Linked DNA regions of Homo sapiens: region 1 is linked to region 2. A link is an interaction called in ENCODE POLR2A ChIA-PET data of the cell type or tissue named here. Cell type or tissue: GM12878. All regions are shown on one strand. Each heading gives the region's core, and the rest is flanking DNA. Links, peaks and the distances in the headings are about the cores only.

Region 1 (15,468 bases), core at 4,907-12,906, 140 kb before region 2:
GCTCAAGCGATCGCCCTGCCTTGGCCTCCCAAACTGCTGGGATTACAGGTGTGAGCCACTGTGCCAGGCTAGATTCATTTTCTTCTAAAGCAAATACACTCTTCCTTCTAAAAACTTTAGCTGGGCATGGTGGCACGTGCCTGTAATCCCAGCTACTCAGGAGGCTGAGGCAGGAGAATCGCTTGAACCCGGGAGGCAGAGGTTGCAGTGAGCAGAGATCGCGCCATTGGCACTCCAGCCTGGGCAACAAGAGCAAAACTCCATCTCAAAAATAAATAAATAAGTAAATAAATAAATAATAATAAAATGAAAACTGCAGCCTTCCTTGTACTAAATAAAGGAAAGAGTTTTTAAAATCTTCCTAATTTTTGGAGGGAAGACATCACATTTTAGTCTAACCTTCACCCCATTAATCATGTAAAAGTTATTTAGTTGGTTGTTTTGCAATCCCTACCATGAAAAGTTTTCTCCCCTAAGGCAAATGGGAGCAAAGGCAGTTTGCTTGCTGCTCACTGGGTTTTACTTTTTAACTCTTCAAGTTGCACTCTGTGGTGTCTACGTGTACGATTTTATAGAGCAAAAAATATTGTTTACCTTGGTTTACAGATTTCTAACTTGCCAAGTTGATACATTAGAGCACAAATTAATTTTCTAAAACCAAAATCCTTCAGACAAAAGGACGTTGAGATATGAATAGATGTCTGATTGCTCTAGTTCCTATCCAGACTGAACCTTTCTTATCCTGTTAGGCTGTGCAGTACCAAGGGTTAACGTGACTGTGATGCAATCTCTCAGACATTCTCCACTCTCAGACAAAAGAAGAGAATGAGAGTGCAGGGGCAGAAATGATAAGTATGGAGTCAGACAGTTCAAAGATTTGCAGAGTTTGAACAACAGTGGCGACCCAAGGAGGACAGATAGTGAGTCAGGAAAAGTGTCTGCAGTTACAAAGCACTTCCAGAAGGATGAAGTGTTATATCGCCCAATATTTTGTGGACTTGATCCATTGCTTAATCACACTCTTACAAACTGTTTTAAATTCAGACTACAGGAAAATGTGGGGAAAGCTTATCATAAAATAAATCAAAGGGAAAATTAGATTCACTTCACCAAAACTCAGCTTATAGTTATGAGTCAATGTGGGGGAGACCACACCATGACATGGATTCCAGTTGAAATCAGATCTGAATCCAGAGGTGTTGAGTTACGGAAAATCCAAGGCAGGGCACTTGCACCTTTTTTTTGATGATTCATTTTAATTATTACTGACTTTGCCATTGAGACCTATGCTCTAGGGTCCCTCTCCAATATGCATTGCCCCATTTCTTTCTTGCTAACAGTACCTCTGTTTTGCTCATCCTTATCTAAACAGTCACTTCCTTTCAGGGAGGCTGAGCTCTTTCTCATTCTTCAAGGATGAAGTTGAGTGATGTCAATAATCAAAGTTTTCTAGGTCCCCTTAACATTCTAGTATTTCGGGGGTTTTTTGTTTTTGTTTTTGTTTTTGTTTTTTGGAAGCAGAGTCTCACTCTGTTGCCCAGGCTGGAGTGCAATGGCGCAATCTCGACTCACTGCAACCTCTGCCTCCTGGGTTCTAGCAATTCTCCTGCCACAGCCTCCTGAGTAGCTGGGATTACAGGTGCCACCACATGCCCAGCTAATTTTTGTACTTTTAGTAGAGATGGGGTTTTACCACATTGGCCAGGCTGGTCTCGAACCCCTGACCTCAGGTGATCTGCCCGCCTTGGCCTCCCAAAGTGCTGGGATTAGAGGCGTGAGTCACCACGCCTGACTGTATTTCCAAAGTGTGGGGCCAGGGGATATCTGAAAGGCATGTGAGAACATACTCCAGCAAGGCACTCTTGAGGGGTGCTCATGACCCTAGAACTAAGAAGCTATCTGGCAATCATGAGATGCCACACCTAGAGACCTGGACAACACATTAAAGATGTAGAAAGAGTGACAGCACCCAAGTCCTTGATGACAGTGTTGAGACATCCAGACTTTTGGTTATGTAAAAAGAGAAAAGTCTGTATACTTTAAGATATTTTAATTGGGTTTCAGCTACAAGCATCCTTCTGCTACAGTTAGCGTTCAGTTTAGACACTGGCAGTGGGTAGACCACTCCATTATTTTATTGTCTGTACATTTTGTGGTAGAAAAAATTATTCAAATGTATCCTATAGCATGAGATTTTTCAGTGATCTAATTAACAACAGAAAACCTAGCTTGGCATCTCTATGAGACATTCACTCAATTTCTCTCATCATACTTTCACTCAATTTCAGAAGAGCAGAATTTGTTCTCTTTTTAAAAACAATTTTTTGGGCCAGGTGTGGTGGCTTATGCCTGTAATCCCAGCACTTTGGGAGGCCGAGGCAAGCAGATCTCCTGAGGTCAGGAGTTCAAGACCAGCCTGGCCAACGTGCTGAAACCCGGTCTCTACTAAAAATACAAAAATTAGCTGGGCGTGGTGATGGGCACCTGTAATCCTAGCTACTTGGGAGGCTGAGGCAGGAGAATTGCTTGAACCTGGGAGGCGGAGGTTGCAGTGAACCAGGACCACACCATTGCACTCCAGCCTGGGCAACAAGAGTGAAACTCCATCTCAGAAAAAAAAAAATTTTTTTTTGGTAGGAAGGGCAGCACTTCATTCCATAAAATAGAATAAGTAGAACTTATTCTCTATTGCATATTCAGTCAAAAATTTATTTTTTTTTATTTCAATAGGTTTCTGGGGAATAAGTGGTGTTTGGTTATATGAATAAGTTCTTTGGTGGTAATTTCTGATAATTTGGTGCGCTCATCACCCAAGCAGTGTACATTGTACCTAACGTGTAGTCTTTTATTCCTCACCACCTGCCACCCTTTCCCCCAAATCCCCAAAGCCTCCAAATTAAAATTTTGATTTTATGTTTAACTCTGAAGTTGTTAGCACGCTGTGACCTAACATTGCTAATTGAATTCATTCAGCGTATTTTTAAAAATTAAAAAGATATTTGTAACATCTGATATCATAATATATTTAAGAGCTATTTCTTAGGTGAGGTGCCCTTATTGGCCAAAGGAATTTTTATGTGGAATTTACTCCATCACCTTTCTATAAGCAACCAATGAACTTCCAATTTCCTAGATTGACCCATACAAAATGGTCAATTTTATAGGTTAAAAATAGTTGAAGACCTTCAATTTTATATGATTCAACCTATAAAATCTGAAACTTATTCTCCATAACATCACATACCACTCTGAAAAGTCTGAAATGTAAAGACCATGCTTTAATACAATTGATCATTTCTATGCCATTCATCAACAGAATTTTAAAAGGTTTTGCCAACAAATGACTAGTTAACCTGTGGTCATTCCGCTGTTGAGTATCTCCCATTGGCAGGATGTTTGCCTTGGTCTGACCCAGAACTAAGTTTGAACTATCTATCAAATTAAAAATAGAAAGTAAGTAAATATAAGATTAAATGGTAGGACACATCAGTGCTCTTGTGAAGATGTTGGAAAAACTCAATGAATGTCAGTGATCTCTTTCCTGGTGAAAAACTTATAACTATATTTTTTTATTTGGGGAAATTCTAATATTATAATTGATTACTATTAAGATAAGTCTTAAACTTATAATATTTGACTTGACCTGGCATGGTGGCTGACGCCTGTAGTCCCAGCACTTTGAGAGGCCAAGTCAGGAGAATCACTTGAACCCAGGAGTTCGAGCCCAGCCTGGGCAACATGGCAAAACCCCATCTCTACAAAAAAAAAAAAAAAAAAAACACAAAAACAAAAAAATGAAGCAGGCTTGCCAGTAGTCCCAGCTACTCAGGAGGCTGAGGTGGGAGGATCCCTGGAACCTGGGAGGCAGAGGTTGCAGTGAGCTGAGATCATGCCCCTGCACTCCTGCTTAGGTGACAGAGTGAGACTCTGTCTCAAAAATAAAAATAAAATAAATAAAAATAAGAATAAATAAATAAAATTGTTAAAAATTTGCCTTAGTAATTTAACTTTTAGAAATTTATCCTAAGAAAACAACCAGACAGGTATTAGATAGATGATAGATAGATAAATAGATAGATAGATAGAAAGACAGACTAAGTCCAGTGGCTCACGCCTCTAATCCCAATACTTTGGGAGGCTGAGGCGGGAGGATCATTTGAGGTCAGGAGTTCGAGAGCAGCCTGGCCAATATGGTGAAACCCTGTCTCTACTAAAAATACAAAAATTAGGCGGGTGTGGTGGTGTGTAATCCCAGCTACTCAGGAGGTTGAGGCAGGAGAATAGCTTGAACCCAGGAGGCTGAGCTTGCAGTGAGCTGAGATTGCACCACTGCACTCCAGTCTGGGCAACAAAGCAAGACTTTGTCTTAAAAAAAATACATTGATAGCTAAATAGGCATAGATAGATAGATAGATAGATAGATAGATAGATAGATAGATAGGCAGACATATAAGGATGTTCATTGAAGCTTTATGTATAATAATGAATTTGGAATAAATTTAATTGGTAATAAACTATGGTGCTTCCAAATAATGAAATTCTTTGTAGCCATTAAAAATGTTGCTATAGATCCCTATTTATGCTGTAACCTGCTCCATGCTGAGCCACATTCCTGGTTCCCCTCCCTGCATTGCTTTTTCCCTAGCACGAATCCCTCAAATGTGCTCTGTAATTTATTCCTTCAATATCTGCATCCTTATCTGTAACTACCCGCTAGAATGTAAGCTCAGAGAGGACAGTGTTAAGTGTCTTTCTTCTTGGATGTATCTCAACTGCCCAGAAAAATTCTTCACAAGAGTTCTTGAGTAGGCACTCAATAAATATTTGTTGTAGGAGAGCAACTTAGAACCAGAATTTCTGTGCAAAGAAGTATAAACATGTTCAAAACCTCTAGGGCATCCTATAAAATTGTTTCTATGGAGATATATATACATTCACACTTTAAAAGGGACTTTTTAAAGCACCATGAAACATGCTCAGAGATGATAGATCATCAATATCTCCCCCCCGTTTTAGGATCTTCAGCAAAGCATAATGTGTTTTTTTCTATCAGAACTTAAAAGAACACTTTGTTCTTCCACAATCTTTTTTTCACTGTATGAACTTAAGACTGTTTTTTAAAAGTAAGCTCCTAGGATTTCCCTTTACAATCCAAATAGTTCCCTGACCTAGTCTAAAAGTCCTAATAAAGAGTTATTTTGAGATTGACTTTTCTTTTGTAGTTTTATATTTATTGCGTTTTAAGAAAGCATCTCCCAGAAACATTGCATTAACAAAATAAAATCTAGGCCGGGTGTGGTGGCTCACACCTGTAATCCCAGCACTTTGAGAGGCCGAGCCAGGCGGATCGCTTGAGCCCAGGAGTTTGAGACCAGCCTGGGCAACATAGGGAGACAATGTCTCTGCAAAAAGATATAAAAATTAGCCGGGCATGGTGACACGCAACTTTACTCCCAGCTACTTGAGAGGCTGAGGCAGGAGTATCGCTTGAGCCCGGAAGGCAGAGGTTGCAGTGAGTTGAGATCGCACCACTGCACTCCAGCCTTGGTGATAGAGGGAGACCTTGTCTCAAAAATAAATAAATAAATAAAATAAAAATTAAAAAGTAAAATATACTAGCAATATTGGTTTACAGAGGATAGTTTGTATATAACTTACTCATAATATTCCACTTGGTCCTTTGTCATTAGTGACAAAACGCCCTGTTCTCTGTACAACTAAAACAGTCCCCCAATCAGTAGCAGAGGGTCTCTCATAAGGAAGGAGTGCCAGCCCAGGAGTGAATATCACTATGAGACCATCTTTAAGACAGAGCTGGAAGGCCAGGGTTCCATGTCCACAGGTCTGGTAGAGCTAAAACTCAGGAAAATGCCAGTTTGAAAGGCTGTGAATGGAGAACCAAACCAATAACTTGGAGAGTTCCAATGTGAGGAACACACAGAAGTCGATTCCTGATGCTACTCGAAGCCAGACCTGCACCGGGCTGAAGGAGCTAGAAGTCCTGTTCTGAGTTAAGCTCCCTCTCCCACTATTGCTAGGAGCTCCCTAAACTTGAACATTTATTTGCAGAGAGCATCATTGGTGGGTACAGAGCACATGCCCCATTGTTCAGACCTGAGGTTTGGAGCCTGCAATAGTTTTTCTCACATATTAAGGTTTTTTAAAGCCTTCTTCTTTTTTTGTTTTTGGTTTTGAGATGAGTTCTTGCTCTGTCACCCAGGCTGGAGTGCAGCGGCACAATCATAGCTCACTGCAGCCTCACACTCCTGGGCTCAGGTGATCCTCCCACCTCAGCCTCCTGGGACTACAGGTGTACGCCACCACACCTAGTTAATTTTTTAATGTTTTTGTAAAGACAGGGTCTCACCATGTTGCCCAGGCTGGTATTAAACTCCTGGTGGTCTTCTTGAAGTTGGTTTCTGGGACTCCTCAGGCCGGATCTATGACAAAAGAAATAGTCATGTATTTTACTTTTACTGAGCTTTTATTTTATGTTATAATTGTCTTGTACCAGGTGGCTTTACAAACACAGCCTCATTAAATATTTACGACAGAGTTCTATGAGGTGGCCATTATGATTTCTCTCTATTTATACTGGAGGAAAAATAAAACACAGAAAGGTTGATTAACTTACCCAAAGTCACACAGCTAATAAAAGATGGAGCCAGGACTTAGAAGTCAGCTCTGACTTAACCATTGTGGTATTCAGTGTGTCCCAGTTAATGCATCCCACCCAGAACTGATGAGCATTTTCTCCTCATTCAGAAACAAGAATAGGAACAACCACCCCTCACTCTGCAATAACCAGAGGAAGCAATTTACATTTTATACGCTTGCCTTTAAAACTCTGTCTTTTGAATGTTTTAAAAAAACAGTCCTGAAATTTCAGTGAAATTAAGACATGTTTAAAATAGGTTGGCTCTCATCCTTGGGACCCTGTTGTTGGCAAAGTGGTTTCACGATTGCCAGTTGTTGAGAGAGTTATCTTTTATGTCCTAAAAGAAAAGACTCTTTTTCAAATGTAACTTCACTTCTCACGTTCTGCCTAGCCAAAATGTATTGCTATTCTGTTAGTCACTAGTGAATTGAAAGGGTTGTTTAAAAAAGAACCAAAATCTGCATAAATACGCAGATAAGTTTAGAGATCAAGTAAAAGCTCTCAGAATCATTCATTGTGATGCCTGAGAGCTGAGATTTCCCCCATAGGCAATCCAATAAAAGAAACTTGACTACTGAGATAAAGCCCAGACCTGTGTCCTGTGCCGGCTCCTGAAATCAGTGGGACTGGCATTCTCACTCTCTGGCATTGATGGGAAAGAGAAAACTCAACCTAGATTATCATGAAATTATTCCTGATGCCTGGTCACATGAACTCCTGAGCCAACAGATACCGTTAACAAAGAGGGTTGCTGAAGCTGGGACTTGTGCCATCAGTCTGGTTTCAGAATACTTTTTAACAGTAGATTGGGTGTGGTGGAGGAGGGAAGGCTTGGAAGGGAAGTTAGCAAGGTCAGAGAATGAAGAGGCTGTATGCTGCAAGCAGCGAGTGTTCTAATACTCTCAATACACTTTGAGACTTAGTCGTATCATAGCATATTTATTTTGAGTTTTCCATAGTGCATTTTACTGAGGTCCTTTGACAACAGAATATTTCAAAGGTGTGTGTACAAATATGGTTTTGCTGTTGCTGAAAATGGTGCCACAACCTGAGCCAATGGGATTATTCTTTCCCATTGTCCTTTTCCAATGTCATATATATATATATGTGTGTGTGTGTGTGTGTGTGTGTGTGTGTGTGTGTGTGTGTATGGAGTGGGGGAGGGGGTGGTCTTACTAGGTCTTACTAGCAGGTTCTACTTTCTAAATCCTCTGGAAAAAAAATCTCACAGTCAGTTGAATTTGGTTACACTTAAAAGCTGTTTAAGGACTTCTCTGTTATAAGTTGATTTGGCCAGGTGCAGTGGCTCATGCCTGTAATCCCAGCACTCAGGGAGGCCAAGGCGGGCTGATCACTTGAGGTCAGGCGTTTGAGACCAGCCTGGCCAACATGGTGAAACCCCGTCTCTACTAAAAATACAAAAATTAGCTGTGCGTGGTGGTGTGTGCCTGTAATCCCAGCTACTCTGGAGGCTGAGGCAGGAGAATCACTTGAATCCGGTAGGAAAAGGTTGTGGTGAACTGAGATTGCTCCAGCCTGGGTGACAGAGTGAGACTCCATCTCAAAAAAAAAAAAAAAAAAAAAAAAGGTGATTCAAACATCTGTCCAAGCCTGTGGTCTTGTTACTGTACTCTTGTCCCACTTCCTCATCCAAGCAGGCTCCTAGAAAGAAATATACTCCAGCTGTCTCAACTCCTTCATGTTCCATATGACACCTCTGCCCACTGCAAGCCAAGCTTACACTGCAGTTACTCTGTAGAAACAGTCTGGCAAAGATCCCCAGAGACTAATGTGACCATATGTCCTTGTTTGCCCACGAACACATGTTGTCCTGCTGTAATTATTAATAGCCCCTCTCTGTTCACTCTCAAATGTGTCCTAGTTTGCAGATAAATTAATTGATCTCTCTACCAATTGCCAAGTCCCAAAGACTCTTTCCCGTTTCCATATTGCTTGATCACTGCAGCAACTGGCACTGTTATTCAATCCCACAATAATAGAACTCTTCTCCTTTGGCTTCCACAGTGTCTCTCCCATATCTCTGTTCCATCTAGGTTCTTTTTGTGAGCTTCTCTTCCTTTCCAAGCCTCTTAAATGTTGGTGACCCTAAAACGTTATATTATAGCCTCTTGTCACTTTATGTAATCATCTTAAAAGATCATCTATTCCCGCATCCTTAGCCCCAATGTACAATCTTATGACCCTCTAGTCTCTCTTTCTCCCTCTCTCTCTCCCCAAGACAGTTCTCTTATGCTCCATTTCTTCACCTGATTGTTCCACTAGCATCATAAAATCAATGTCTTGGCCAGGTGCAGTGGCTCACGCCTGTAATCCCAGCACTTTGGGAGTCCGAGGCAGGTGGATCACCTGAGGTCAGCAGTTTGAGACCAGCCTGGCCAGCACAGTGAAATCTGTCTCTACTAAAAATATAAAAATTAGCCGGGCGTAGTGGCAGGCACCTGTAATCCCAGCTACTTGGGAGGCTGAGGCAGGAGAATTGCTTGAACCCAGGAGGTGAAGGTTGCAGTGAGCCGAGATCGTATCATTCCACTACAGCATGGGGGACAGAGAGAGACTCTCTCAAAGAAAAAAAATCATTGTCTCCAAAGCTGAGCTCCTTACCTTTCCCTTCAGCTCTGCTCTTCCCCTTTTTATAAACCATGGTGAGCAGTAGGCATTCTGCCTCTGCATCTTAGCCATGGCCTCACTGTGTCCAGCCCAGCACTGCCTGATCAACCCTTTGCCAGACAACTCTCAGATCCATGGGGATAAAAGCGTGTTGTTTTAAGTCCCTGAGTTTTGGAGTGACATTTTTGCAGCAATAGCTAACCAAAGCAGAAATTTAGTCTGGGAGTGGAGTCCTTCCATAAGTAAAACTTGACATATGTAGTATTGGCTTTAGGACTGGGTGGCAAAAGGTGAAGAAGTTATTATAGGCATCTGGAAGATGGTTATCAAAGTATTATAAAGGGCTGAAACAATGCTGACCTATTGTATGCGATGGTAAAAAAAAAATTGGTAAAACCTATGATAACTTGGAAGATACACAGGGTACTTAATGAATTTATGGACTTGGGCAAGGTAATTTTTTGAAGTGTTAAAATTATGAAATGGTTACATTTAGCTATATATGAATAAAGATCTAAAGGAAAGAGCTAAAGGATTAAAAAGGGACCAAGACTTATCCAAATTAAAGTCTCTCACCTTCTCTGGAAAAGATGGTAGTCTTAAAAAACAGCTCAGCCACCAAAACAGGACGTTTCTAATGCTCTCTTCCAAAATGGTCAAGAAAGATGATGGAAATGAAAAGGCATCCTAGAATGGGGAACCAAGAGCCATGACTACCAAAGGAAGAGGAAGGAAGCAGAGCTCAGTCTCATCAGGGAACATTCCTGACTGAGAGCAGGAAGCCCTGGCAACACTTTCTAAGTGAGATTTCAAAACTGCTACAAGTCAGTGCTATGTGCCTTCCCTTCTTCCCTTTTCTGATGAGTGTGTTTGTTGTGTTTATCTTGTCCCTGTTTTCACAGGACATGTATGCAGAAGACAACGTGTCTATCTAATTCATATAACTCTAAGTTCAGAAAAGCCACATTTGGACTTGATATAGATGATGGAATCTTGGACTTTGTGCCTCATGCCATGATTTGGTGAGATTTTCGGGGTTCTGGGATGCTGGTGAGTACATTTTGCATATGAGAGGGATGTTATTAATGGTGGCCAGAGGGCAGACTATTGCAAATGGCATTACTGGCCTCAATTCTCCAGCCTTCCTGCATCCACAGCACTGTTGTAGATTCCTTGTGGGAGGTATGCACTTCCTTGCCCCTTGACTTTGGACGTATTTACATAGCTTTCTTTGGCCAATGCAAATGGGTGGAACAGACAATGTGCCCACTCTGAGCCCAGTCATTAGGGCTTTGTGTGTTTCTGTTTGCCTCTTGCCCCTCTGTCACTGCAATCAGAAGTATGTGTCCTCTGTAGCTCACTAGTTTCAGAAGGATGAGGGATGCAAGGAGCAGCACTATTTCATCCAGACCAGAGACCTTCAGTGAGAAGCACAGCTGCATGGCCTGAAGCAGATCCACCCAGCTAAGCCCAGCCTGAATCAGCCAAGCCATACCCAACCTTGGGTCCATAAGAATAAGTAGTTATTTCAGACTGAGTTTCAAGGTGGTTTGTTACACAGCATAGTCATGACAGGAGATAATTCATTCTTGCTACTGCCTATTCAGTGCCCCTTCCCAATCCAACCTTTCCTCTTTAAAACTTAAGTGCTGTTGATCCTACTGCCTCTCCTCTTTGTATCCACTGTCCTTGTCTTGATCTACATCTGAATCATCTCTCACCTGGTTAATACCAAACTCTCCTTACTAACTCTCCTCACTCTCCTTTAACTCATCTTCCTCATTGCCACCAGAGCAATTTTTCCACAATGCATGTGATATTAGGATATACACCATCATCACTTACAAAAGTGTCTTGAGCTTGTAGTGATTATGTTGAGAAATAAAGTTTATATATTTTATTTTTAATCTTTTAATTCTATTTTTCTGTGAGCCTTTTGAAGTCCCTTGCACACACCTGCATTGCACACACGTGGGTGCGTGCGTGTGTTTCCTTCTACTGCAGGAAAAGCCTGCAGTTCCTGGCTCTTAACTCCCATAGCCTTTGTTACAGTCTTTTGTTATAATATTGAAGCACTTTAGGCCTCAGAAGCACAACTCAGAAAATAGAATCTCTCACTCTGAACTTCTTCTGTTTTCCTCTCACCTGCTTCTTGTTCTCCCCAAGACAGGACTCAAATCTTCTCCCACCTTTCCATAAAGAAATTCTGTGACCTACTTTGCCTGATTGTAGGTCATAAGACCTCCATTTCAGAAGGGGTCCTGTCCTATACCTTAAAGGAAGGAATGCTGTACAGATAGGCCAGGAGGAATCTGGACAGGCCTGGCTGGGTTTCCCCACTCTGTCTATTACTATGAGATCATACTCTTTTATCCAGTTATATCTCTACATGGTTGTCCATGTAATAGATCCAAGAGGCTGGGGTTCATAGAGCTTCCTGATAGCTGAACATGTGGAGGTTCCTGGAGGGTGGAGCTCCCAGTAGGGCATGAATGCTCCACGTCCTTACCTTCATACCTCACCCTATGCATCTCTTCATCCGTATCCTTTGTAATACGTTTTATAATGAATGTAAGTAAATGTAAGTATTTCCCTGAGTTTTGTGAGTCGATCTCACAAATTACTGGAACCAGAGGAGGGGGTTGTGGGATCCCTGATTTATAGTGGTTGGTCATAAGCACAGGTAAAACAACCTGGGACTTGTGATTGGTATCTGAAGTTGGAGGAGGTGGTCAGTCGTGGGGACTGAGTCCTCAACCTGTGGAATCTGATGCTATCTCCAGGTAGACAGTATCAGAATTGAATTGGGCTAGAGGGTGCCTCACTGGTATCTGCTGCAGAACTGATTGCTTGCTTCTTGGTGGGGACAAATCCCCATACATTTGGTTACAGAAGTCTTCTTTGTTAATTGCTGTGGTGTGAGAGCAGAGGGAAAAAAACCCAAAAACCTCTTACAGTCTGTGTTTCTTCTACTCAATGCAAAACTAATATCAGCATTTAGCTTAAAACTCTTGAATTCCTCCCAATGTGTAGTTGAAGTCATACACTTGGGAGCTGATGGGTCTAATTTGGTCCACAGATCTTTTGTTTGCTGCAGGTCCTGTTTTGACAATATTTGAATGTGAAGATGAATGCAAGTTCTCTAGTTTGCCACAACGCCTCCACTTCCTATTGTTTTACCCTTGGCTCGCTTTATACAGTTACCCAACAATCCTTGTCCATACAGGTACTTATGTAAACACATAACAAAATACTAAAAATTAGGTAACTGAAAGCAATTGAAATTTACTGTCTCCCAGCTCTGGAGGCCAGAAGTTCAACATCAAGGTGTAAATGGGCCCATGCTACCCCTGAGAGTCTTAGGAGAATCCTTCCTTGCTTCTTCCTCCCTTAGAGTTGTGGCCTCAATCCTTTGAGTTCCTTGGTTTGTGGCTGCATCACTTATTCCAGTCTCTGTCTCTGTCTTCACTTGGAGTTTTCTTTTTCTTTTTAATTTTGTAGAGCTGTGGTATTGCTATGTTGCCCAGGCTGGTCTCGAACACCTGACCTCAAATGAGCCGCCCACCTTGGCCTCCCAAAGTGCTAGGATTACAGGTGTGAGCCACTGCAACCAGCCCAATATTAATATCAACAACCAAGCATTGAGGGCTGGCCTTGTGACATCCACCTGGTGACTACATACTCACTGACTTTATTATCTTTGCTCCCTGCTTGTCATCCCCTCGATCCTCTTGTTAGCAACTGTAGGATGGATTACCAAATTGGCTTGGACAGACTCGTGAATAAATGATTAGGGGCGATTTCTTTTAATAGAGACGGAGCCTCACTCTGTCTCTATTCCAGCTCAGGCTGGAGTGCAGTGGTGCAATATAACTCACTGCAGCTTAGAACTCTTGGGCTCAAGAAATCCTCTTGCCTCAGCCTCCCAAGTGGCGGGAATTACAGATGCATGCCATCATACTCAGCTAATTTTTAAAATTTTTTGTAGAGATGGGGTCTCACTATGTTGCCCAGGTTGGTCTTGAACTCCTGGCCTCATGTGATCCTCCCATTTTGGCCTCCCAAAGCATTGGGATTACAGGTGTGAGCCACTGCACAGGGCTGCATTTTCTTTTTCTTATAGGGACAACAGTCATACTGAATTAGAGCTTACTCTAACAACCTCATCCTAACTTGATTACATCTGCAAAGACTTTATTTCCAAATAAGATCAAATTTTCAAGCACCAGGAGCTAGAAATTAAACATATCCCTTTGGGAGTAAAACTTTACTCCTAAAAGGAACTCACTCCCAGTTTATAGGATGAAGCACAAAGTCCTTGGCATAGCATAGACAGACCTTTCTGATCTGTTCTCCAGCTGTATCTCTACCTTGTACTCTCTAACAAAATCTTTCTCCTTGCTCACTCTGAATGGACTAAGTGATTCCTCAGTCGCTTTCCTTGTGCTTCTCCTTTTGCTTTGAAAGCCTTTTTTTCCTCCCCTACTTCACTTGTGAATTTTTATCCCACCTTTAAGACTTACTCAAATCCTAATTTATCAGCAAGTCTACTAGCTTTCTCTTAGTCTTTCGGAGAACTGATGACCAATTCTGCATTCACTCTGACTTCATAAGAGATCTCAATGTGCTATGTTTCTACATTCTCAGAATCTTCTCTCAGCATCATTTTTCTTCCAACTTCTTCCGCAGGACATATAGTTCTACTAGGATGGGTTTCACCGATTTCTTTTTGGAGAAAATTTGCCCTTAACATGCCAAGAGTCTATTTTTTAATGATGCCACTTGTCAGCTGGTTAACCACATTGCAACGTGTTCAGTCCTCTCACATATACTGTGGGTATTCTTCTTATTAAAAAAACAACCAGCCTGACCAACATGGCAAAACCCCATTTCTACTAAAAATACAAAAAAATTAGCAGGGTGTGGTGGTGCATGCCTGTAGTCCCAGCTACTCGGTAGGCTCAGGCAGGAGAATCGCTTGAACTCGGGCAGTGGAGGTTGCAGTGAGCCAAGATCGTGCCACTGCACTCCAGCTTGGGTCATTAAAAAAAAAAACATAAGCTTTATCTTCCATGGGAGAGTAATCCAATTAAATTAAACTTAGTGTACACAAACTAAGGTGTACTTTTATGAGCAGAGATGTCTTCAACCCTGACTTCCGCAGGACCTGCCAATGAATCTAGAAACCATTTTCATGGCCATGCTTAAAAAAGATTGAAACATTAGTCAACATTGGCTGTTTATCCTGTGACATAATGGTCGATTTCAAAAGTGTAGATAGTTTTTATCAGGTGGCTATGCAGGTCCACTTCCATCAAAGTGTTTAATAAATTCCTGTTCATTGAATGTCAAATGCCACACGTTCTCACTTATAAGTGAGAGCTAAAATAATGTGTACACATGGAGGTAGAGTGTGAAGGAAGTGTGGGAGGATGGGAGAGGGGTTGTAGGATGAGAAATTAATTTATGGGTACAGAGTACATCATTCGGGGATGATTACACTAAAAACCCTAATTTCACCACTCCACAATATACCCTTATATTTTTTTCACAAATAAAAAAAAAATCCTGTTTGTTGAATATCTAATTAATTTCATAAAAATTTAATATCTAATCAATTTCATAAAAAATTGCAGCTGGAAAATTTCTCAGAACCACTCTTCTGCCAAGTGTGTAGATGTAGCCTACCTCATTCCTCAAATGGAAAATGGTGAAAGAGAGTTTAATGAATGACTTCTTTACAAAGATGGGGGCAGGATGGAGACAAACCAACCACAAGAGACGGGAAAGCCCCACAAGAGTAGCAACAGCAGGAAGCCAATGTCACTCCTGGACCTAAAGAGAAGAGTAGCAGCAATTCTCAGAGCTGTCGTTACAGCTGAGGACCCCTGGTAGGAATTGTGAAAAGGAATAGAGAAGTGCAGCCCCTTCCCCCAGAAGGCTCCAGTGGAGACAACGGAAGGTAGTGGAAACCTTGACCTCTCTCTCTCTCCCTCTCACCTTCTCATCTCCTGCTGGTGTCTCCCAAGGGTTAAACCTAACTGAAAGCCAGAGGGTAAGGGAACTTAGTGATGCAATCTTTAAAGATCAGCCTCTGGGGACAAAGAATAAGGTGAAAAACCATGAAAATGGATATGAGGTGCATGCAGAGAAATCCAGTACAGATACTTTAATCCAAAGAG
Region 2 (15,468 bases), core at 3,703-11,702:
TGAGCTGGGTGTGGTTCATGCCTGTGATCCCAGCACTTTGGGAGGCCAAGGCAGGAAGATCACTTGAGGCCAGCCGGGACAACATAGAGAGACCTCATCTCTACAAAAAATTAAAACGTTAGCCAACCATGGTGGCACATGCCTATAGTCTCAGCTACTCAGGAGGCTAAGACAAGAGACTCACTTAAGCCCAGGAGTTCAAGGATACGGTGAGCCATGATTGCACCATGCACTCCAGCCTGAGTAACAGAGCAAGACCCTGTCTCTTAAAATATAAAAATCATAATTTTTTTAAAAAAGATATTAGTATTCGTGGTGGTGATCACTGTTTTCTTCTTCACACTGTCTTCTCCCCTTATTTGGTTTCTATGATACATAATTTCCTGGTATTCATTTAAAAAATTTGACGATATTCTCACTTAATGCACCAAACCTCCAAATCTCCCTCTCCTGTGTTCCCACATTAGTTCAGAGGCACACCATTTCTCACCTGGACTGTTACAACAGTCTTTGAGAAACATTCCCCATAATGGAATCTTTGCTCACTCCAGTCCATGCTCCACACGCATACATAATTCAGAAGCAAAAAACTCTTTAAAAACCTTCAAACATGGCCCTCTCCTGATCCAAACATTTTACAGCCTTCCTGGAAGTAAAGTGACCACAGTTCCCTTGGTAACCCTCTCCTTGGAAGAGCATCCCTGGAGACTCCCTTCAATTTGTTACCCTAAATGTTACCTAAGCCTCCTCCCTGGATTTCATCCTAATTTTCCTCTGTTTAGCAAAAATGTCTTCCCAACCCCCAGGCCATAAGCCAGTAGTGGTCTGTGGCCTTTTAGGAGCCAGGTCACACAGGAGGAGGTGAGCAGTCGGTGAGCTAGCATTACCGCCTGAGCTCCGCCTCCTGTCAGATCAGTGGTGGCATTAGATTCTCATAGGAGCACAAACCCTGCTGTGACCTATGCATGCGAGGGATCTAGGGTGCACGCTTCTTATGAGAATCTAACACCCGATGATGTGAGGTGGAACAGCTTCATCCCGAAACCATCCCCCCAACCCTACCCCTGTCCTGGGTCTGTGGAAAAATTGTATTCCACAAAACAGTTCTCTGGTGCCAAAAAGGTTGGGGACTGCTGGTCTACACCACTTGTGGCTTTGGTTGGTAAAACGCTTTTAATTTTGTTTAAGATAAAGTTATTTTATGAGTTAGGAAATTTTCAGCTACAAGTAACAGAAAAAAACCACCAGTTCAACTGGCTTGAACCAATAAGAGGTCATATTATGTTCTGTATCGAGAAGTCTGAAAATTGAGTGGCTTTTCAAGGTTTGTTAATCCAGTGGTTCAACCATGTCATCAGGGACCTGAGTTCTTTGCATGCTTCTATTCCGTCATCTTCAGAATGCCTGTTTGATCCTGATGGTTTCAAGAAATCACAACCTGACATGGCACTACCCAGTGGGCAGTATGCGGTCCCAACCAGCCATGAGTCAAGCATCTTTATCTCCATTTCATAAATAAAAAAAATACAGGCTCAGATAGGTTAAGTGACTTGCCCCAGGTCACACAGCTATTAGTGGTAGAAACAGGATTTGGACTTCTGTTTACCTGACTCCAAAGTCCATGCTCATAAACACTTGGTTCTACTCCTTCCAAGCATGACAGCAAATGACTTTGCCCTGGAAAAAGTAGGATTAAACGTAGTTTAAAAGTAGGATTCACCAGGCTAATATTTCATGCACACTTCATAAGACCTGGATTTCTATCATCAATCATCAGCTATAGTCACCATTCTCAAAAAATATTAATAGTGTGCTTACACTACACAAATGCGTGTAATGTCTTAATCTTTAATTTCTAATCAGAACACACATTCAGACAATGTTTTCATATAATGGTTGCAACTGGCTTCTATGTGTGTGATATGTGAGTATACATAGATGTATGTATATTCATATATACGTCTGCATATGCGTATATGTGTACGATTCCATTTCATTGATAAACTAACCAAGGGCCTAAAAAGTTAGGAACTCCGTCCAATTTATACGGCTAGTAAGACATTGAGGGGTTTTAGGAGACATCCCGATGACCTCCTGATACAATATTCTTTCCTGGAAGACGCTTAAGCTAACAAATTCCTTCCATTCAAAGTAGAGGGAATTGTAGCAGAATTTCAGTGAGCTTTTCTAAGTGACATGATGGCAATGTCCTATCAGATAAAGGGACTCAGTGCAGGGAGCACGTGTCATACCCAGCGGTGGTGCAGCAGGAGAACTAGCACATCAATCTCTCATGTCACATTTTCTCACAGACCTCTGTGAACCACAACCACCCTCTCCATTGCTTGCCTTTATTTTCTTTTTTTTCTTTTCTTTTTTTGAGATGCAGTCTTGCTCTGTCGCACAGGCTGGAGTGCAGTGGCGCAATCTCGGCTCACTGCAACCTCTGCCTCCCAGGTTCAAGCGATTCTCCTGCCTCAGCCTCCTGAGTAGCTGGGATTACAGATGCCCACCACCACGCCCCGCTTTTTCTTTCTTTTTTTTTTTTTGTATTTTTAGTAGAGATGGGGTTTCGCCATGCTGGCCAGGCTGGTCTCGAACTCTGACCTCAAATGATCCATCTGCCTCGGCCTCCCAAATTGCCGAGATTACAGGCGTGAGCCACCGCACCCGGCCTCTTTTTTTCTAATACGAGAAAAGGCATACAGATCTATTTAATATGTACACACAGAGAGAAACACCTTTCCTCCGGTCCATATTTCTATCTAGGTGAGTACCAGACACACTTGATAAGTAAGCAAGCAAATCCCTCCTTGATTAGTGGAAAACAGAGGAAATGTGGGTTATTTATTTGCCCTATTTACCTTCCAAGAGAATCACAAAACAAGTAAAGTTAGTGAATACTCCTCCCAAAACTCACACGCCAATTTTCATCCTGCCAGCCTGAACCACTTGCCCCAGGGCTTGTAAAGCAAAAGGAGGACTATAAATAATTCAGGTCTAATCCTCAGGGCAGGTGACAGGGTCCTCAGAGTGCTTCACATGTGTGTCCTGATACCTGACTCCCCGGGAACACAGCAACACCGGTCCCAGGTCATCGAGCCCTGCCGCTGAGCCTCTGCACCAAATTGGCTTTGAGAAACCACACAGCTCCCATGGCAGGCTTTTCCTCTCCTTCTGCGCCTCAGAAGCTCAGGATGATCTGTCCCAGACCACATTAAGCCAATCAGATCTGGAGCCTGAGCACTGGCCCGGCGTCTTCCTCGCTTGCGCCCAGTGGCCGCAGGCCGACCCCCTCGGCGGCCCTGATTTACGCATCTAAGTATCAGGACAGCCTTGCTATGCTGATTTTGGAGTCTGGCAGCATTTCCTGAAACGAAATGGTGGTTGGGCTAAGGCCTGGCAGCGACCTCCCGGTGACACGAGCTCATGAATACGCGGGTCTGTTGCTGCTTCTGCGGCGTAATTCTCCGTGCGGAAACCTTCGGTTAGGGGCCGCCGCCTCCCTCTGGTGCGCAGCCAGCCCCGCCGCCTTATTTCTCTTGGCCGAGCTGACATTACCGTATGTTAGCTTTGCTCTACAAGCTCCCGTGGTACAGAGGGGTGCTTCCACACATGGGGAGGATGCGGGGAGACGGAAGGAGGTGGGTGCATGTGGCTCTCCAGTGGCACCCCAGTGCTGCGCTCAGACCCGTGCCCTGAAGGATCCCTATTCCAGAGACAATCAGGGCGTTCCCCCGGAACCTCAGTAATACCTTTCTCTGAAGCACTGTGGGCAGGCATGTTTTAGCAGCAGGGGCCAGTAGCCTGTTCTTGCCAAAATCTCCTTTACCTCTTCCCCGTCTAGCTCTGGGTGGCCAAGGGAAATGGCTTGGCGGGCTGGAACTGCCTCAGGTTCAACTGAAGGGAGCCTGTGCTGCCTGGAATCCAGAAGGCAGCACAGTTTTCTTCGGGAGCCCTCAGGAGCCTCCTGAGAGCTGGAGCCAGGGAGCGTTCCCCTTTGTGATTACACTGACACCCTTCCCACCTCCCCTGCACGTGCTTCTGCTTTGATTCAGAACACCAGAACAAAATCAGATCCACCCCAAAAGAACACATGCCTTAAAAGCAGAGGAGAAAAAGGTTGTGGAGCCACAGTTGCTTCTGCTTCCCGACTCATCAAATTCTACAGCGCCTTTCAAATTACATAGAAAATAGGGCCGGGCGCAGTGGCTTAAGCCAAAAATCTCAGCACTTTGGGAGGCCGAGGCAAGCGGATCACTTGAGGTCAAGAGTTCGAGATCAGCCTGGGCAACATGATGAAACCCCGTCTCTACTGAAAATACAAAAATTAGCCGGGCGTGATGGCGCCCGCCTGTAATCCCAGCTACTCAAGAAGCTGCAGCACGAGAATTGCTTGAACCCAGAAGGCGGAGGTTGCAGTAAGCCGAGATCTACCCATCACCCCCGACTCAAAAAAAAAAAAAAAAAAAAGAAAAAGAAAAAAGAAAGAAAAGAGGGTGGCTCATGGCAAACACGTTAAGTAAGTTTCATCTCGTGTGCCAGCTCCATTTAATTGGTAGTGGTGTTCTAGAGCACTGTGCTAAGAAACCTTCTGAGGCAGAATTCAACCAGCAGGAAGGAATGCTAGTATCCTTTACTAATTTCCTTTTTTTTCCCTTTTTTCTTTTTTTTTTTTTTTTTTTTTTGGTAGAGGTGGAGTCTTTCTATGTTGCCCAGGCTGGTCTCAAACTTCTGACTTCAAGTGATCCTCCTGCGTTGGCCTCCCGAAGTGCTGGGATTACAGTCGTAAACCACCACTCCTGGATTATCCTTTACTAATTTCATTCATAGATGAGAGATTGGGAGAAGAAAGAGGAAACTGCCACTTATTTTCCACATAAGTGTCATCTTCAAGGTAGGAGACAGGGCCAAACCATCAAGTATTGAAACCCAGGCTTTACCACTTTCTAGCTGTATGATTTGGGGCAAGCTACTTAACCTCTCTGAATCTCACAAAGCCTTATCATTATATGGAAATCATATTTAAAATTATTGGGAAGGAGACAAGATTTGACATTTTAAAAGCATCACTTCCCCCTGTCCTGAGAGGTAAAGGTTGTGTCCATAGGCCTGGAATCAGATGGGCATGGGCCTGAGCCTTGGCTGTGACTGCAATGCGGGGTGAATGGAGGAGATCTAGCAGAGTAATGCCTTTATAGAGGGAAGATTTACAGAGGATAAGCCATCTAAATAGAGCTGGATACAGAGAGGAAATCATAGAAGAGTCAGGGACAAGGACAACCAATCCAGTTCCAAGTGGATGGTGCAGGAGCTAAGCCTCAAGTGCTTCCCAGACAGGTTGGAAACTGCTGTGGCAAATTTTTTCCTAAGGTCCCAGGAAGATGCCAATAGCACTTAGATGTGAGTTCCCAGACCTAAGGATCTGGCACTGGAGGGCAAAGGAGGCACATCTTAAATATTTGATCTCTCCTCTCCTTTTCCCACCTGCTAGTTCCTTCAGTCATGTGCCAGCCAGGTGTCCATGACAGAGAAAGGCCACTGAGATGAAAGGGCAACGCTGTTCAACTGGAAGCTCTTTGATTTTGCTAAACACGCTAGTGGCTTTGGGTGTGTACACCAGTTATGAAGCTATTGTCTGTCAGCTCCATGTCTTCCTTCTGTATTCTGCTCAGTGATGCTGATGTCAGACCTGCAAACCACACTTCTATATGGCCACCTGCTCTATTAGGTTCCACCAAGAAGGGATTCAAGAGGGAGACTGCAGGGCTGGAAGAGGAGAAGGGAACATATTTCTTCTTATCTGTTTCCTACTCTTTTGAGCATCATGGTAGCAATACTACTTCACTGCGCAGAGGCAGTTCCTTTCCACATCAGCCACAGAATCCAGGTGCCAGCTTTTCTAGCACTTGCACAGCCAGCTTCTTCACACCTCAGCCTTAGAAACACCAGCACCAGATAGACAATATTTCCTCTGTGGAAATCTGGGTCCCAGACCCTCACACTTCTTCTCCCAGCTCAGAGACACTAGCTCTGACTAAGAAGTACACTTTCATCCTAGGTGAGAATCCCATCTTCACAGGGCCCATCCTCAAGCATTTATGTTTTCATAGCTCCAAACTCTTCCCATAGTTCTTTCAGCCCTTGGGGTGGTAGCTGCCTTCTGCAATTGCTACCTCTGGGATACCTTACTATACATTCTGCCATTTCAGTTAACTGGTCAGTAACCTAATTCTAGTTAGCAATTCTGTATATTAAATTCTTTCTGTGAAAGTCACTGGTGTGGTTTCTGTTTCCTGCCTGGACCCTGGACTCTGAGTCAAACCTGAGAATTCTAGTAGAAGAGCATGGAATTGCTCTGCATCACAGAAGGAAAAGAATGTGAGCCTGCCAGAACAATCCAGGAGGGAGGGTGAGAGGCAGTCATGGAAGCAGCGAAGGGGGCACCCAGCAGACAGGCAGCCTAGAGAGGACACAGGGAGTGGGGAAAGGGGGGTCAAAGGGCTATAAGAGCATTTTAAGAACTGCTTGGCTGGGTGCAGTGGCTCACGCCTGTAATCCCAGCACTTTGGGAGGCCAAGGCAGGCGGATCACCTGAGGTCAGGAGTTCGAGACCAGCCTGACCAACACGAGAAACCTCGTCGCTACTAAAAATACAAAATTAGCCAGGCATGGTGGCAGGCTCCTGTAATCCCAGCTACTCAGGAGGCTGAGGCAGGAGAATCGCTTGAACCTGGGAGGCGGAGGTTGTGGTGAGCCAAGATCGCCCCATTGCACTCCAGCCTGGGCAACAAGAGCGAAACTCTGTCTCAAAACAAACAAACAAACAAAAAACCGCCCTGCCTGCTAGTCCCTCCTCTCCCTTTTTTTCCAAACCTTCAATGAAGTCTACTCCATCCATAGGTAGTGTGAAGAGAGTTAATCGTTTGTTTTAAAGACCTTTTAAGAAGCTTAGAGATGGACTTGATGCCAAGTATTATCTTGTTAACTTGTACACTTTTAAGAACTGATCATAATCCTTCTCATTACAACTGTTGAGAAAAAGCTAAGAGTCTTTGATGGGCAACATGAGTTTTTGGTCAAACAAGTCTTCAAAGCAATGACTGCCCAAGGATTCTTAGAAATCATATAACTTTTCTACTAGTGAAAAAATGATTTTCTTATCACTCTGTTCACTTCAAGGTGGAGCGAAAGATGACATTGCTGGTGAGATGTTCAGCACTCTTTGGTCACGTTGGAAAAAAATTGTATTCGGTTGTCAGAGATGAAGAATTGTTAAAAACAAAATCTTTTTTATTCCTCCTAAAGACATTACAGCTCACAAAATCTCTGATAGCTTCCTGTAGCATGTATTTTACTATTCAAGGAGACAATTGAATGGGTTTATTTCTTCTTATGTTACATCTCAGCTTTAATAAGTAATGTCTGGCTGGGTGCGGCGGCTCATGCCTGTAATCCCGGCACTTTGGGAGGCAGAGGCGGGAAGATCACCAGAGGTCCGGAGTTCAAGACTAGCCTGGCCAACATGGTGAAACCCCGTTTCTACTAAAAATACAAAAATAAAATTAAAATAAAAATAGGTGATGTCTTTGAGCTAATTTATGCTCTCCATACCTTATGATCATCTAGCTGTGTGTTGGCAAGTCCAGGATGGTGGCTTTTGACGAACTGTGCTTTAAGGCAAACCATGGAGTAGAGAAAGATGGACAGCAGAGGATTTGGGGCTTTAATGGGCACACAGCCTGCTTAGGAGGAAGCTCATTAGTCTGGAGCTCCTGCCCCTTGTCTTTGTGAAGCCATTACTGGTCCCCTGGTATGCTGCTCATAGGCAAGGCAAAAGAAATTTATAGGAATCAAAGCTTATAGAAACAGCAACAACTTTAAGAGTCAGTTTGTTTAACCAAATTAAAATTGTTCTTTTTTTCTTCCTCCATTCCCAGAAGTGCATTTCTATTTCCACTGAGTTAATAAAGAAATGCGATGCAAACAGACCTTCTAAGTTCTCTGAAGCCCATGTCCCGGTCAGGCTAATAACTACAGCCCAACACACTGCAGCCACTGTGATTATGTGGCAGGTGTTGTGTTAAGCACTTTATACATTATTGCTCATTTAATCCTCTCAAGAACACCATGAACTAGATGTTATTTTCCACATTACACAAATGAGAAGATTGTGGTTGAAGGTGAAGGAGGTTAGAGAACTTCCCAAGGGTTCTTAGCTTCCAATTAGGATAGCCAGCATTTCACTCAGGTCTGCTCTATCAGGGGTCCCCAAGCCCCCGGGTCAGTGGTTTGTGGCCCATTAGGAACCAGCCCGCACAGCAGGAGGTGAGTGATGGGTGGGCCAGTAAAGCTTCCTCTGTACTTGCAGCCACTCCCCATTGCTCACATTACCACTTGAGCTCTGCCTCCTGTCAGATCAGCAGTGGCACTGGATTCTCATAGGAGCACAAACCCTACTGTGAACTGCCCATGCGAGGGGTCTAGGTTGTGAGCTCCTTATGAGAATGTAACACCTGATGATCTGTCACTGTCTCCCATCACCCCAGATGGGACTGTCTAGTTGCTGGAAACCAAGCTCCACACTCCCACTGATTCTACAATACGGTGAGTTGTATAATTATTTCATTATATATTACAAAGTAATAATAATAGAAATAAAGTGCACAATAACTGCAATGCGCATGAATCGTCCCAAAACCATCCCCTGCCCCAGTCCGTGGAAAAACTGTCTTCCACAAAACTGGTCCCTGGTTCCAAAAAGGTTGGGGACCATTGTGCTACATTCTGTAGCCCGTGTTTTTACCCACAGTGGCATACAGACAATCTGTTTCTGGTTATATGATCACATAACTAGTTGTATGTTGGGCACAATTTGGTCTCAAACTTCGTTTTGGAAGGAGAAACCTGTGAAGACAAAGTCTGTTTGGCTTGATGTGTTGGATATCACCTCAGAGATTCAATCCATGGATCTGTGTGCTGGACAGTGGGGAGGGCACTACTGAAAAGAGGTAGAAGAAATGCCTCAGAACTACACAGACCCTGTGCTCTGCTCTACCCTACAATGGAATGGTACCTGGATCTGACATGGTGCCATTATAAATTGACAAAGTGGATTTTTTTTTAATGATAAAAAGTAGCTGGTGAAAACATAAGAAGTACAGGCATTCATTCAACAAATCTTTATTGTGCATCTGCTATGTGCCAGGGACTGTGCTAAAGACATAACAGTGAACCATGCGGACCCTTGGCCTTCGGGGAGCTTCCTGCAGGTCACTGTGCCCTGTCATGCACTGGGGTGAAAGTGTGCATTGCTAATGCCTTTGTGAAAGTGATAGCTCAATGCATAATTTTTAAAAGGCTTTAAAATGTGCTGATGCTCTTCCTATTTTTCTTCTTTTTCTTTCTCTTTCTGAACAATTTTGTCTTCATGCCATAGGTGGTATAGAACAAGGTACGTGGGGGTAGGGGAGGGGCTTGTGAGGCGCCATGGTGGCCCAGAATGGGCTGTCAGGACCATCAAGAGGTGAGGGGCTGTGTGTGCAGGGGGAGGGCTGGCCTGGTGAGGAGTCAGGGCCTGGGTGAGGCAAGAGCTTTCACATGGAGGGCAGCGGGGTGAGGAAGATGTAGAGACATGGAGGGAAAATAGCAAAAACAAAATGTGTTTACTCTTCAATGTAGCAAAATTGCATCCAGAAATTACTTTGTGGCAATTAAATAGCAAACTAGATGGGCCAAATATGGACACATAGAGATGTGGGTCACATCATCATTCATAATAGCAAAAATTTGAAGACAACTGAAATGACCAACCAGAAGACACATGACTCCAGAGCCCAAACAGAGGTACACAAATGGATATTCATTAAAACCATGGGTGACAGTGCAGATCCGGGGTGGTAAGAAGGACAGATGAAGCTGGGAGAGTTGATTATCCCTATGGGCAAAGAGAAAATTGGACCCCAACTTCACACCATGAAAAAAAAAGAATCACCTCCTGGTGGCTAAATGGGGAAGACAAAACTTCAAAATTATTTAGAAGAAATTAAGGAGAAAGATCTTTATGGCTTCAACATGGTGAATTTCTTAAAACACAAAAGTTTTCCAACTTTAAAGACAAATACTGATAAGCTTCACTACATTAACATTAAGAACTTCTTTTTATCAAAAAGGCCCCATAAAGAGAGTGAAAAAATAAGCCACACACTGGAAGATAAATTTGCAATTTTGGAACTGACAAAGAATTTCTCCAAAAAGCTGAAAAAAAAAAAAAAAGACAAACAAGTCAACAAGCAAATAGGTAAAAGATATAAACATACATTTTAAGAAGAAAAAACAAATTAGTAGTAACCAGGGAAATGCAAATTACGCCATACAGATGTACCACTTTACACACAGCAGATTAGCAATTTAAAAAGAAAATTTGACAGTACCAATTACTAGTTAAGACATGGAGCAACAGGAACTCGTACACACTGTTCGTGGGAGTATAATTTGTCACAATTTACTGGAAGAGCCATTGGATATAATCCTACAAAGATGCACACACCCTATGACCCAGTGGCATGGAGTGGTGACATGGGAGGGTGGCCCACAGGCACTTTGCTCAGATTCAAGAATGTTCACAGCCATATGTGCTGGGCTGAATAATGTTCCCCCCAAAATTAATATCCTCACCAGAGCCTTGGAATGTGGCTTCACTTGGATACAGATCACTGCAGATATAATTATTTCAGTTAAGAGGAGTTAATAGGGTGGGCTCTTGATCCCATAAGACTGGTGTCCTTGTAAGAAAAGGAGGAAAGATAAAATACAAGTAGGGAGACCCCCATGACTATGGAGGCAGAGACAATGGAGGATGTGTCTAGAAGCCAAGGACCATCAAAGATTGCCAGCGATGTCAGAGGCTAAGAGAAGGATATGGAATTGCTTCTTCACGGCAGCCTTCAAAGAGAGCATACCCCTCCAGAAACCTTGACTTCAGACTAGCCCCTGTATAAGAATGCACTTCTGTTGTTTCAATCCATCCTATTTGCAGTCTTTTCTTATGGTAGCCTTCAAAAATGAGTACATCATGTTGTTCATAATGGCTGGAAGATGCAAACAACCAAATATCCATCCTCCAGAGAACACGCAAATAAATGGGAGGATATTCATACAATGAAAAACTATGCAACTATGAAAATGAATGAACTATAGTTTGACACATCGACATGGAAGATGCCTTTACTCTTTCTCACCACTTATTGAAATTCTGATCACTCACTGAGGACACCCATTTCCAGTCCTTCCTCCTGCATAAAGGCCATGAGAGCTACCATTTACTTATTTATTTGTTTATTTATTTATTTATTTATTTTTGAGATGGAGTCTCACTCTGTTGCCCAGGCTGGAGTGCAGTGGCACCATCTCAGATCACCACAACCTCCACCTCCCGGATTCAAATGATTCTCCTGCATCAGCCTCTCGAGTAGCTGGGATTACAGGCACACACCACCATGCCCAGCTAATTTTTGTATTTTCAGTAGAGACGGGGTTTCACCATGTTGGCCAGACTGGTCTCGACCTCAAGTGATCTGCCTTCCTCTCCTCAGCCTCCCAAAGTGTAGGGATTGCAGGCGTGAGCCACCACGCCTGGCCAGAGCTACCATCTATTGACTCCTTCTCGGCAGTCGATGTCATGCACGCCCTTACTGACCTTATCCCTAATCCCTACAACAATCCTTTAAGTTAGAGATTGTTAGCCGTCTTGAAAAGAGTTAGACAGAAGTATTCAGTGCCATTAAATGACTAACCTAGGTTGCCCAGCCCAGGTGTCAGGCCCTATTCTCTTCTGCAGCTCAGCTCCAGGAAACATGTTTCCCTCCCCAGCCCCACCAAAAAATGCAGCCAACCAGACACATAATATTATTTTGGGGTCTGTAACATTACCATGACTCATGATTCTCTTCAATTCACTTGCCTTTCATCTTGCATGTCTTCTTTCTAAATGCCTTATGTCTAATTATTTCTTTTACCTCCATCATCTTCTAGAAAAAGGCATAAGCCTTATATTCCTCTAGATAACACAGGAATAGGAACCAAAAAAATGCATCGCATTCAAATATTTACTGAGCTTCCATTATGGCAAGCCTTGTCCTTGGTAGCTGAGTGGAATCGAATCTCCTGCAGCCTGTCACAGCTAGTCATACAGGCAGTAAAGGACGAAAAATGTACAGTGAATGCTTCCTTATCTGTTTGTTTTCCCTTCCTGGGAAATTCTGTCTACACAGCTGACCAAAGCTCAAGCAGAATGACGGGACACACCATCGACAGTAGTAACAGATCCACGTACCTACTAGCCATAAACAAGCTAGGTTTCCATGCTTTCTTTTTGGTATTTCTCTATGTCGCGTGTCTAGCAACAGAGTAGAATTAGCAGCTTCCAGGTTGCTGGGGTTTAGAGGCAGTGACAGATGCAGAATGAGGAAGCAAACAGATTAATATGTATTAAATGACTGCATTAGTGCTCATTACTCTTAAGCTCAGTACTTGTGTGTACATGTGAAAGTGGTATTTTTCCATGACTCTCGCCATGGGAGCTGATTAAAACAGAAGCACTCAGAATTAGCCCAGCAGTCCAAGCCAGCATCCAAACTATTTATTCCCTCTCTCCCACCCCCACCGTTTCAAGTGCCAGTCATAATTGTTATTTGATATAATGGCTCCTCAACCTACAGCTCTCACCCAACCCAAAAAGAGTTTGGTGGCTTAAGGTTTCGACCAAAGCTCCATTTCATCCTGTATAAAAGTGACTTGGAAATCCTTTTTATCCTCGATTTCTGACAAGAAAATCCAGCTAACAAGGTCATCTGAGATGCCACCAAAACAATATGCAAGGCTGGGTATGGTGGCTGATGCCTGTAATTCCAGCATTTGGGAAAGCTGAGGTAGGAGGATTGGTTGAGCTCAGTTCAAGACTAGCCTGAGCAACATAGCAAGACTCCATCTCTACAAAAAGTAGAAAAATTAGCTGAACGTGCTGGCAGCTGGTTTTTAGCATTTACAGGCCCAGCTACTCAGGAGGCTGAGGCAGGAGGATCACCTGAGCCCAGGAAGTCAGGGCTGCAGTGAGCTATAATTGCACCACTGCACTCCAGCGTGGGTGACAGACAAAGACCTTATCTCTTATAGTAAAATTAAAATATATATATATACACTATGTATCTCTTATAATAAAATTCAAAAAATATATATATATTTGCTTTATTGACTACTGCGTTCCAAGCTCTGCTGGGAGTAACTGGAGGCAAATTTTAATGCAACCCAAAGTCCCAATGCTTTATACTTGAGGATGCCTTCTCCAGTGCTTGCTGAGGAGACCTGTGAATCAGGAAAATGGCACCAGCATGCACAATCCCAAACTAAGACACTTCTGAAGATGCCAGGCCCAAAGCCATAAACATGGACCACCTTTGGTACCAAGTCATCCAGTCTTTCTTGGCATAAGCAAATGATGAGGCTTTGAATACAACTGAGCTGGCCATAAATGCTGGCTCTGCCAATGTCTAGTGATATGGACTTTGACAGTTGATTTAATACTGCTCGGAGCATCTGTGAAATGGTGACAATAATCCCTGTCCCTGTGGAGTTGTATGCAGATGAAAGGAAAGAGGATGTGAAGAGCTGCCACACAGTAGGCAAGCAGCGCTAGTTCTCCTTGCTTTCCTGTTTCACTTACTCATCATTAGACATCTGGGACAAGCAGTGACTTCTGCTGTCTTGAAGTTCACTTACTATTAATTCAAACAAGACTTCCTGACTGCAGTCTGCCCTCATTACTGGCAATGTCCTGCCTGATCTCTAAGGCAACAATCACTCATTTTGTAAATACAACCTTCTCATCTATTAGAAATTAATGAAAATTCCATGAAAACGATTTTCAGGCACTGTAGTGACATGAAACTTCAGGAACTCATTACCTTAAATGTCTCACCCAAGGAGTTGAAATATTTCAAAATCCACATGCATATAATATTAATGCAAGAGTGTATAATACGCATAGTCTTCTCCAGGGCAAGTAAGCTTTTAAAATATACTACCCCTAACTTTGTTAGAGTTTTCTTACTTGACAAGTTATTCTCTTTGCTTATTACTTTCTACCCGTGTCTTTTATCACTACTCTAGAAAAATCAAGAACAAACTATATTGGGTTGAACCCTATGAAATTCCTTATATTTGGTCATTTTTGACCTATGGGAATGACAATCTCATAAAGGTTTAACCTGCTAGAGCCAGGCCAAGGATAAAGGAAATCAGAGCAGTTCCTGAGAAAATGTGGTTGGGCTGCTCCCCTGCCCAAGGAGACCTTCGCTTTCCAAACACAAGGTCATCACATCATTGGTGATGTCTGCATTGGTTAGGTTGGGTAAACTTGACATTATTATTTGGGTTCTCTCTCCCCACTGGTAGGGCAGGTGCTAACTGAACAGATGAGTAATTATGACTGCAATAAAAGTCACTGTTGGAGGGGGTAAAACCATTATCTCCACACCCAGACTGAGGACAGCTCGCTTGGTTTGCACAGTTCTTACAACCCACAACACTGTGGGTGCCATACCCTCTTGGGGAGTTGCCATCGCATTCCGAAGCTAATGACATTAATCATTAGCCAACTCAGAAAGGTTAATGGGCGGCTCGAGGGAGAGGAATGTTTTTATGGAGTTGATGTTCCTGGGAATTGGATCAGAAGAGCATAAGGGGGCCCTGGATGGGACATGAGCATTAACAAGTCCCTCCACCCACCTCATCCCACACAGCAGGACTCTTTAGGCTCAGCAAAGTGCTTCATCCAACACTTCATGAATGAGCCAGAGGACGGGAACCAGGCACGATTCCAGATCCAGCTTCATAATCCCTTCCCAGAATATAGTTTTCTCAAAGAGTGTCTTGTAAATTAAAAATGTGTTTGCATTATTTTTATTTATTTATGTATGTATTTATTTATCGAAGACAGGGTCTTGCAATGTCACTCAGGCTGGAGTGTTGTGGTGTAATCATAGCTCACTACAGCCCTGACCTCCTGGGCTCAAGTGATCCCATCTCAGCTTCCCAAGTAGCTGGAACCACAGGCGTGCATTACCACGCCTGGCTAATTTTTCTACTTTTTGTAGAGAAAGGGTCTCACTCTGTTGCCTGGGTCAGTCTCGCACTCCTGGGCTCAAGCAATCCTCCCACCTCGGCCTCCCAAAGTGCTGGGATTACAGGTGTAAGCCACCATACTGGCAGATTTGAGAAATCTTTAACTCACCAATGGATTAGCTGTTGGGGAGTGAGGAATATCAAGGTCAGAGTAAGAGGGATTATAGCAGAGAAAATCAAACCACTGGCTGAAAACTAAACATTTCAGTTACATTGTGATTATTTCACCTACGTACATAATGAGAACCTCTAAAGACATGTAAAATATGGAATTGTTTCAACTTTTAA

Evidence for each region. Peaks named below come from ENCODE experiments on the same cell type or tissue, not always from the same donor. Only the 100,000 strongest peaks of a DNase experiment are listed, where the experiment ranks them.
Region 1: POLR2A ChIA-PET joins it to region 2 with 13 read pairs; 2 of 35 experiments call an interaction of 5 or more read pairs at or near these places.

The regions. Positions count from the first base shown.
Region 1 is chr10:29,049,890-29,065,357 of GRCh38, reverse strand. LOC107984174 (a long non-coding RNA gene) reads right to left here and starts at 7,303. Exons shown (of 3, transcript XR_001747284.1): 1 at 7,251-7,303; 2 at 6,368-6,440. In GM12878, for the core only: no CTCF peak of the experiment used is centred there; no DNase peak of the experiment used is centred there.
Region 2 is chr10:28,913,218-28,928,685 of GRCh38, reverse strand. No RefSeq gene overlaps it. Among named protein-coding and RNA genes, the nearest start is that of C10orf126, 75 kb to the right of the region's middle. RefSeq lists an enhancer at 2,774-3,472. In GM12878, for the core only: no CTCF peak of the experiment used is centred there; no DNase peak of the experiment used is centred there.